Regions from separate parts of the Homo sapiens genome. Here region 2 is linked to region 1. A link is an interaction called in ENCODE POLR2A ChIA-PET data of the cell type or tissue named here. Cell type or tissue: MCF 10A. All regions are shown on one strand. Links, peaks and the distances in the headings refer to the core of each region. The heading gives the core; the rest is flanking DNA.

Evidence for each region. ChIA-PET counts read pairs that join two places held together with the same protein. Peaks named below come from ENCODE experiments on the same cell type or tissue, not always from the same donor. Only the 100,000 strongest peaks of a DNase experiment are listed, where the experiment ranks them.
Region 2: POLR2A ChIA-PET joins it to region 1 with 5 read pairs; 3 of 35 experiments call an interaction of 5 or more read pairs at or near these places.

Annotation. Positions count from the first base shown.
Region 1 is chr10:53,318,469-53,323,866 of GRCh38, forward strand. No RefSeq gene overlaps it. Among named protein-coding and RNA genes, the nearest start is that of LINC02672, 290 kb to the left of the region's middle. In MCF 10A, for the core only: no CTCF peak of the experiment used is centred there; no DNase peak of the experiment used is centred there.
Region 2 is chr10:53,902,729-53,908,126 of GRCh38, forward strand. It overlaps PCDH15 (protocadherin related 15), which reads right to left. Exons shown (of 38, transcript NM_001384140.1): 26 at 515-642. Among named protein-coding and RNA genes, the nearest start is that of MIR548F1, 700 kb to the right of the region's middle. In MCF 10A, for the core only: no CTCF peak of the experiment used is centred there; a DNase peak (open chromatin) is centred at 2,273.

The DNA.
Region 1 (5,398 bases), core at 298-5,297:
TTCACTATTCTCTGTGTCAAATCATCTTGTTTTTGACTTGAAGTATGCCTTGCTTAGACAAGGCCAGTCTTTAATAACCAGAAATGCATTTTCTATTCTGTCTTTTTCAAAACCTTGTTTGAAATTTTTCCTTAGAAAGTATACCTGATTACATTAATGGAAAAAATAAAAAGAAAAAACAAAGACAAAACAAACTAACAAATTATCCGTATACTTGGAATTATGTATCATGGGCGTTATAAATTTTATGTTATTTAGTACAATGAATTGTAATGCTGTCTGAAGTAATTCACAGCATCAAGACAGGGACCATGAATTAGTATAATTCTTTCCCATTGATTCTTTCCCATTCCTACCCACTACACTATGTATACATTGAGAAAATAATGGTGAAGCCATAAAATATTAAAACATTTGGCCTGGCGTGAAGTGCACACAGAAGCTAGCTATTAGAATGGTGTAGTGTAAAGATTATTTAAATGCCTATCTGTAGCCAAATACCCCCTTTGTAAAATTATTGCCTTCACCTCTTGAGTGTTCAGATGACTATAAAAATACATGCAGACATCACACTGGGGAAAACACTATTATGTAGTATAGATTCAGGGAAGATAAAAATGAAGAGGAAGAAGGAAAAAGGGAAGAAGAGGCAGAAGCAGTAGCAAAAAACATTTAATTCAAATCTGTGAAATTTTATTTAAAGCCAAGTACAGTGACGGTGATTGCAAGAAAAGTGACATTTTACTTTCAATAAAGACAACATTTTACCACTGAAAACTCCTCAGTTTTAACTCTACCCTGAGGGTAAAATAGAAGAAAGAAACTTTGGTTGAAATCTAGATTTGGTGCTTACTTGCTCTGTGACTTTCCTTAGGTTATGTAACCTTCCTGAGCCGCAGGTTTGTTGGTCTGTTTTTCCCCATGTAAATTGAAGAGAATATAGGCTACCTCACAGATGTTCTGGCGCAACTAAATGAGAGAGCATATGTAAAACACCTAGCAAATCCGTGGACATCAATAAATACTTATTTCTTCCAATAAAAGTTTTAAATAGATGTTCAGTTCAGACAGCAATTACTCTAGTTTGTCTTCCTTGAAAACATGGGCCACTGTTTTGTGTTTACTGTTAGTATGTTTTAAACACTTGAACAGTTCTTCCCCGCATATTTTCAAACCAGAATCAGACTTTCTTGCAGATTCATGGAGGATAAAACACAAACAAAAATACATTTAAATGTGTGTCAGCCAACTTTTTAACTCTATCAGTGTTAACGTAGTCTACACTGTTATATCCTTTCTCCTAACTCTATTTATCTAATTGAAATAAGATTTTGGGCTGTTCTCTTTTTAGCAAAGTGAGAGTATTGGATCAAGCTCTCTGATTAAAAAAATATGTATTTCTGGGAGTGTATCTGACCCATTTCCAAGTGTTCTAAGAAACTTATCTGGAGAAAGAAAGGCTTCCTAGTTCTCAGTCCCACCAGGATCCCAAAGATCCACATAATTCTTGAGGACTCATATTAACAGTTTTCTTAATGTCTGATGCAGCAAGATATTAAGTATTCCCTAAAAATTCCCACAGCAGGCAGCCTTCGAAGCATTGCATTGAGCAGGTCGGGGTAGTATGCCATAATCAATGACTTCCAAATTCAAGCAGAAAACTATTGTTAACTGACACAGCCACTTTAGTAATTAAATTGTTGGAGCCTTATGACATTTAATTTTGGCATTCCAATGAGATAGAACAAACTTGATACAGATACATCCCCTTTCATTTCTAATTTGATAAGAAGGCAGACTAAGACATATTTTCTAAAAAACATTATTAGAGTAGCTTTGAATTTTAAAATAATCTCACTGTATTAAAATTTTCCTGCATTAATTATTATCTGGTAAGTGCTTGTATGGAATCATAAACATATATTTTAAAGATGATTGCTTAGTCTATTTTATTTCCTTTTAATTGTGCACATTATTCAGGCTTTCCTGGATGGTTGTGATTTAATATTTCAAAATGGCACAACACAGCATGACTATTTATCTAAGAGTTTCAAGTAGTCATTGACATTCAATGCAACACCCTGAATGTGGGAGCACTTCCATATAAGTTGCATAAAAAAATAAGATTATCCTTGAACCTCATCATGGGGACTTAATTAGAAAGTTAGGTACAATTATAATAAAAAACTGTCACCCGAAAATCAAAACAAAATAAACTACTAAAGTTAACTTGTAGAATTAGCTAATTAATACATTAAGAATTATCTGTAAATAGTGCAAAAAAAAAGCATGGAAATAAATATTCTAATAGTTGGACTCTTTAGCAGAAGTTTAGTAGAATAGGGACAATGCAGAAAGACTCTAACATTAGAGCAATGTCGCTAGGTTCACAAAGAATTTGATATTAGAGACCATTTTATATCATTTCTCTAATTTGTTTATACAAATTTTAATTAATATGCATAGATATATAGATATTTAAATAATATATATAATAATACATAATAGTATAATTTATATATATTTCAATTAATAAGTTGATTTTATTAATTTGCTGTACACAGTTCTTTAACATACCAAGCTTGTAGTACAGTGAGAGGTTAGGGTTAACTTGTCTGAAACTAATGCCAACAAGCTGGACTCCTGTAGTGGGAACTGACCTTCTACAAATCTCCATGCAAATTTGCTATGGATGAGTGCTTAGGTTATCAATCCTAGTGGTCAGCTGAGATAGACAGGTTCATAGTTTGTCAGAGTGGTAAAAGCCAGGCTTAATCCCTAGCCCATTCACACTATGGGGCGGGGGAGCTGTCTCCTCCTCCACTACAGACACTGAAAAGATGAATTATTTCTGGATCACATAATGGTTGAATTTTTAGAATGTTATTAACCATATACAGGGCCTTGGCTTCCCTAATCATAAAATTCTAAACTCTATTTTATGTGGCCTACTTTTTTTGGAATCCAATCTTCAAAACTGCTAGATCTTGGTCCACTGTCCCAGAAAATGAGAAACAACAAGATAAACAGGTACCTGCTCTTCCTTCCATGAATTGCCCATACACACACACGCACACAAAAATCCTACTCTAAAATTAATATTATAATTAGTTCTTATTTGCTTAATCTCCAGTATTTCTCAAGAAGATTTTTTTTGTGATTGTCATGAAGTCTTGAGTCAAAGAAGTCACACAGGTGATCCTAGTATTTCATCTGTATCTACCTCTACATTGATACCCATATATGTTATAGCATGTATCTCTTATATTTTTATCAATGTAAGTGTATGTCTTCTTATAAGTCTCTACGTCAATTTCCATACCATCTTTATTTGCATGAGAATATAGGCCCTACTTAGTGAATTTCATGAGTCTTATCACATAATATTGTTAACCCACCCTTTCACACAATGTCCCTTATAGAGGTTTTTGCAAAAATAATTTCTAACTTGAGGTGGTGCTTATTATACTGTGAGTTGATTCTCTTTACTCTTACGTGCAATACGTAAGTCCTGGGTCTTTGGGTCAGCTCATTAAAGCACTCTTTGTTTTCTCAAAATGTTACACTCAAATTGTCTCTCACAGAAAAAAATAGTATTGAAAATTGTAAAATGCCCATCAGAGCTTTAGTACTTCTATTTTCATTGATGTGTCTTTATAAACATATATTATCTTTTTTAGATATAAAAGTTACATCCAATTATCTTCCTTTGACCAGAATTGATAGTAATGGAAAAATGGATTCTGTGCATCTCAAAAAAAAAAAAAAAAAAAAACCTAGATGAGGAAATCAGGCCAAGGTCAAAAATTTATAAAGAGGGAAAGTGGACAAAATCTAGTTAACTGTCACAGGGAGTTGGGGGAGTTATTTTTTAAAAGGCACAAGAAATAAGAGTAATGTTTTTTCAACTTGTTCATATACTCTGCCTTGTAACAACCCCTGTCATCTCACTTTTTTACTTGGACTTCTTTAATTTTGAATCTTTACTGAACTCAGTGCAAACATGACCCATATGTCAATAATGCTGTATGTTTTAGACTGGATAGAAGGAGCTCTGATTATTGTATAATGTTATTAGCGATAATGTATATTTGTGTTGTACTTTAGCCTTTCTAAAACTTTAATTTTCATTATTGTATTATCATCATCTTCAAGAAATACATTGACTATGAATTCTTATCCCCTTTTAAAGATATTAAAAACTAGGTTTAGCAATGATAAAAGGCAGACAACGTATTGTGTCTTATTTTTCCAGTCCTTAGACAGTTATAATGGATCCAGGCTTTGAATAACATTTATGTCTAGATGATAAGTTACAGTTCAGAGGTCAAATTTTATTTCACAAGAATAAATGTGGTGTATGTTGCTGTGAAATAACATGAATTTTTTGGAAATGTACTTATTTCACGAATTACAAGTTTTATAGTGTTCCATTTGGTTAAGAGAACTGATTAAATCGAGGACTATAGAAATGTATTTTAATGGAACACTTTATTCTAATGTTTTGGCTGTTTCTATTTGCTTACAAATGGCATTTCTGAAATGATAATTAATATTTTAAAAATCTTTTGAAAATAGAAACATGATTAAAACCTCTACTTTGGCCATGAGATTTTATCATTTTCATATATGTGTGTATATGGATGTATATATACATGCACATATACATGTACACACATTTTAATTCTATATAACAAATATACTGGGTAAGAAATTTAGCTATTCATGTTCTCATGCACTTTTTCTGCCTGCTATTTTACCGCTTCTGGAAATCATGTAATATATTACAGTAAAACACAACTGTGTCCTGTCCTAAGAACTTTTCTTCTTTGCTAACTTACTTTTAGATAATTACTTATGACGTCTGAGTACTTCAGCTATAAGTTCTGTTTTTCAGGAGACACTTTTGATTCTTGTTTTGTCTTTGGAAGGGGCCTGCAATCTGGGAGGTGTAAACTGAGGCTACATTCTTCTGTACTTTGTTGATAAGGAGCTCTAAAGGATTTCTACTAAGCTTCATAAAATTGAAACATTAGTTAAACCGAACAAACAACTTTTAACTGCCACATGGTGACAATCCATTTTTTAAAAAGGGACAACATAGCTATTTGAATACCTTAAAAAAAAAAAGAGAGAGAAAAACTACAGGCATACTTTGAAACCTGTAAAGGTATGATGGCCCAGCAATTATTGTGAAGATTTTAAAGCTATTGACACTTTTCCCGAAATGGATATTGGATAAGAAACAGAGTTTTCAAGTAGCATATTCTTTAATGTATTTTCATTTTCTTCTTCACTGAGAATTAACAAAGTACTTTGATGTATATCCTCAAGGCTTGTTGATTGTAATAGGAGAATAAATATTTTGAAGAGTGAGGAACAACTAAAAATTTCTGAT
Region 2 (5,398 bases), core at 275-5,274, 580 kb after region 1:
TTCCAAGTAAGCCAACATTCTCTGAGACATCAAGGTTTTTGTAACTTTTAGTAAAGTACTAAAACTGGTAGTGTTATTTTTTTACTTTCATTCAATCAGCATTTAAAATTCACAATTTCAGAAAAAAATGGTTAATTTATTCCACTATTTCTTCTATTAGAAGTGGTAATTTTATATTTGTCATTAGAGATTTCATTTTGAGAATCTTTTGAGTTATCCTACTGGAGGAATACAAACCATTAAGAAAAGATATACATTTCAACATCTTATTCAATGTAAAACATCGTAAGTATTTTGTTACCATTTTCATAGTAAAATGAAACTCAAGAAGTTGCTTAGTGTTTACCTGATATAATCTGTATTGAGTTTAGATAACTAAACTAATATAGCTCCAAGTTTCAGGCTTTTGTTTATACAGCATAAGTATGCAGTTAATGCAAACTACAGGCTTACAGCTTATCTGCAAAACCTGAGCTTTTACTTTAGTTCTGTATATTAACATAATTCCGCATACCTTCACTCTGAGTACAGAAGTAAACATTCTTGCATCTTCAGATACACCTCCGATGTAGAATTTTTTCTGAAACACTGGGGGATGATTATTTTCATCCTGAATCTCAATGTATACTTTAGCTGTATTGCCTGGAGGACAAGAAACGATGCATTTTTTATTGGTGGTTATTCATGGGGGAAAAAATGCACTGAAGTAAATATTTGCTGCACTTTTTTTTGGAAACATTGAAAATAAATCAAAAGCCATTTCTAGATGCCATGCCTAGCACCCCCAAATTCAGGGGACACTGATAATGATGCTTCTGGTATAAAAATGTTAAGTTGCTGTTATTTCTTTTAATTACAATGTCCTGGTAGTTCACTTTACTTGATTTAATTTGGCACTAAAATACTGCACCCTGTTAATTTTAATGAAACAACTCTACTGTTCACGTTCACAAACACTTCACACACAATACCAGTTATACCAAAGGGACACAAATATATAAACCCCTTATGAAATAGTAGAAACTGCCATAAACTATTATATGAATATATATTTATTCTTAAGTATAAAATCAGCAATGGCATTTCTTTAGCTTAAAATTGTACAATAACTTTTATGTTTTAAGACTAAAAGTAACAGTGTTCGGGTGAGGTGTTTATTTCCACAAATGGAAAACAAGTTTTATCATGCCTTGGAAACTGTCAATGTTAGAGGCTAACATTCATTGAAAACAATGGAGCTGAAGATATGATTATGACTCATAAATGCTGCATTTTACCATTTAAATAACAGTAAATGTACCATAAATGATATGTCATCATCAAATGTTAGAACCTCCCTCAAATCATCACACCTTTAATGAGAAATGTGGTACTTGTCACTAGTCCAATAATGACCTTTTAAAAAACAATTTAATATGTATAAAAATAACTTATAAACCAAATAAAATGGGAAATAAGTGGCTATTCATTTTGTAAAAAAATAGTCAAATAAGTATTGCTAATGTATTACATAAGTCGACTTTTCTGATTCATTTCAGTTATGAACAAACGGCAATTAACGTACATACTATTTATCAAGGATGCCCTTATTTTGGTGTTTTACCTGTGTTTAATGCCTCCTGTACAATTTTAAGTAATTAACACCAGCCTACTTGCAGGATACATCATGGGTATACATTTGTATTTGTTGAATAAATTAATGAATGAATAGCTTGTATTAGTAAGAACTTAGAAATAGTCTTTTTTTTTTTTTTGCTTGCCCTTGGAAAGGTCAGACAGAACAGTGAGTTAACCTCAAGATTTTGCTCCTATCCTGCTGCTACTCATTCAGCTTTTCTCTGTTTGTCATCTGTGACCTGGAAGAGGTAGAATCAAGAGGAAAATCATGCTAGCGCAACAGATTAGAGAACCAACAGCGAAATAGGGCTAATAGCAGATTATGCTTCTCTATCCTGCAGTGCCAGGGCTCTGACTTGTACCTTAGTCAGCCACCACAAATCAGAATTCACCCAAAATGAAATCATTTTTAGTTCAGTAGCAGACCACTTTTATCTCTAGAATAAAAAATGCGAACAGCTCTAAATTTAAAAATAAAAAGGAATTTTAGAATATGTCACCTTTCCAATAACTTCTTTGCACTTTCATTCAGAAACATATACAATTCAAATGTGCTATTTCTTTTCAGAACTCTTAGAGTGACAGAGGTCTCGGAAAAATACTGATGACGTATATTTTCTTCTTTAAATGGGATGAGTCATTTAAAATGTTATACAATTTGCAAAGAACAAGAACTTTGTCATGACCTGTTCCCTTACCTCCCAACCCTAACTTCATATCTGGATGGTAACCAAATCCTACATGTCAGCCTCATAAGCAGGTAAATCATCACCTAATAAATATATCTTGTGTCATTTTTCTCTCAACTCCACAGCTGCCCATATACTTAAGTCTGTTGTTGTCTCACCTGAGTGACTAAACGTCATCTGCTCCCCTGTCGTGTCTTTCTAATGTGTCCTGCATTCTGATATAACAAAGACATCACAAAATACAAATAGGATACATTAAATCAAATGTTAAACCAACCACCATTCATATGTACATTTTTTTCTTTTTCTTGTTTTTTGAGATGGAGTCTCCCTCTGTCGCCCAGGCTGGAGTGCAGTGGCACGATCTCGGCTCACTGTAAGCTCCACCTCCCGAGTTCATGCCATTCTCCTGCCTCAGCGTCCCTAATGGCTGTGACTACAGGCATGCGCCACCATGGCTGGCTAATTTTTTGTGTTTTTTTAGTAGAGACGGGATTTCTCCATATTGGTGAGGCTTGTCTCGAACTCCTGACCTCAGGTGATTCACCCACCTCGGCCTCCCAAAGTTCTGGGATTACAGGCATGAGCCACCATGCCTGGCCGACAATTCTTAAAAATACCATGTGTATATTCATATCCATACTTATATGTATACTTTGTGCATATAAGTTTAAGATTCAAATACCAAATTGTTCCTATGAAAGCTCCTTTGATTCAGTGGCCTGTATCAGATATTAAGTGGTTTGTGGGAAAAGGCCTATGGATAACCCAAAATATGATTATATAACCTGAACATAATGGGGAGAGATGATTATACTTAATTATAATATTTTAATTAAATGATATTTATTTATATGAAAACTAATGACTATACAATACAAAATTCCAGAATACTTCACAACCAGCACACAAACAAAATCTCAAGAACATTGTTTAGACTTAAAAGAACTTATACATTTATTTATTTTAAAAAGCCACGATCATTTAGTTCTTTTCACAAAAGAGAAACAGTTATAATGCGATTTATAACAATACTGTATCATGAATTTTGAAATTTATGATGTTAGCTATATAGCTAATTATGTAGGATAGTTTGTAATAGTCAACTAAAAATAAATATAAAGTTGTGAAAAAGGTGTTTTCATTAAGTTTGTGACTTAGATGTTAGAATAAAAAAAATTGTTAACTTTTATTTTCCATAATGTAAAATAGACTAGTCTTCCTTTTTTTTTGCTTCTCCCTGATAACTTTAGGCAGTTGTTATGTATCCCTCCTTTGAAATGCTATAGTGCACTAAAAATGTTTCTTTCTATAAATAACCTTTCCAGAGCTTGGTTTACATTGCATTTAGTTATAAGCATGATTTTATTCTTATTAGATTTCAATATTCTTAAAGATGGAAATTGTATCTCCTACATCTATCAGTACTATAATGCCTCAGTTTGTAGGTAATTTTTCCGCTCAGATATTATTGTAACAAAATTTCTTAATTTTTGTTGAACAAAAAAGTTGATATTCAATTAATTTGTTAGCTTTCTTTGATTATAATCATGAGATTATGATTAACTGAAACAAAAAGTTAACTCTTAGAAGGATATGAGGGAGCTCACTAAATCAAAGTGAAGTAAGTCCAAAGAAGGCTTTTGGTACCACAAAATAATCAGGAAGTTGTAGAGCCTTTAAAGCAGCAGATGTTTGATTTTCTTGCAGATGAAATAACAGCAAACTCTCTTCTTTTATGTTATTTTACCCCACCCCTTATTCCTCTTTTTTTTTTTTTAAAGAAACAAACCAAAAAACAACCCACTAGGCTTAAGAATCATACCCTGGGGACACATTACCTGACTGTCCTAGTTTGGGTCATGTGCTTGCTCCTTGTCTCGGGAAGGAGAAGTCACCAGATTATCCACTTGAGAAGTCACTGGGACAATTATAAGAAATTGTAGTGTGTCTACTTAAAGAATGTAAAATAAATGTTGGCCAGTAAGAAAAGGAAAAGCAAATAAGTATACACCTATAGTTAAATCACTAGAACAGCGTTCTTTTTGACTTTTTTATTCATGTGTATACAATGTACATGACATCATCAATTTCCTTGGCTCACGTGCTTCCCCACTAAGGATTGTACCATGTTCTTCCACCAAATTTGGATATTGATTATTTCAAGGCAGAAGCTTGGAAGCAACTCTGATTTAAATTCTTTTAAGATAGCCTGCTTTTTATCTCCTTGAGTACTTACAAAAACTTTTTTTCCATGTTGTATCCTTTATTTAATGTAGACATCAAACACATAACAAAAGAAAGATACTAGAAAGAGAAAGGAAAGCACAGATAGAAAAATAATGTTAAGGGAACAACGTGCGTGCCTAATATCCTAGTATTCCCCTCCAGTCTCCCTTCTGGCTCATCTAAACAATGCAAGTATTGGAAAGAGAACCACAAACAGTGAAAGAAATTACAAAGTAGGCAAAAAAGTTATTTGGAAAGTGTTTTGGTTAAGAGACATTATAATTTTTCTGTGTGCTTTGGGGCACCCTGCCTTATTTTTCTTCCATTATTAACTTTTTTCTCCAATTTTCTATGGGACAATCTTTTCTTTGGCTAGAACTTTTGGCTTTAGTAAGCCAGAAGTTTTAAAAATGACTCCTGAGGTAAGAAAATGTGAGATACCTTCTTGCAATGTTTTAAAGAAAGAGAAAATAATACTTTTATGTAGTCAAGCTCAGGGGAAAATGTAAGTCTTAGTATAGTTACCTCCTTGAATAGCACTTCTGTTCTATTTTAGACATTTAAACATGGTAGAAGGAGTTCAGAAGAGTGATTTTAAATACCCATTAACCTCAACTTGACTCTATGATTTTTAAGACCAAATTTAGTTTGATTTTTCCCTTCCCTTACTTTTAATAATCAAGACTGTGATGCTAGTTTTTTCTTTTTAGGAAGGCCCTATTATCCTCAAGATGAATCCATTTCATTTATCCACATGACTAATCTAGTGCCTACACTGCACTGGATTTTCAAAGAAAGCCTTACTGAATAAGAAGCCAATGAGTTAAAAGTGTTCTCAACTGGGATCAATTTGGCTGCTCTAG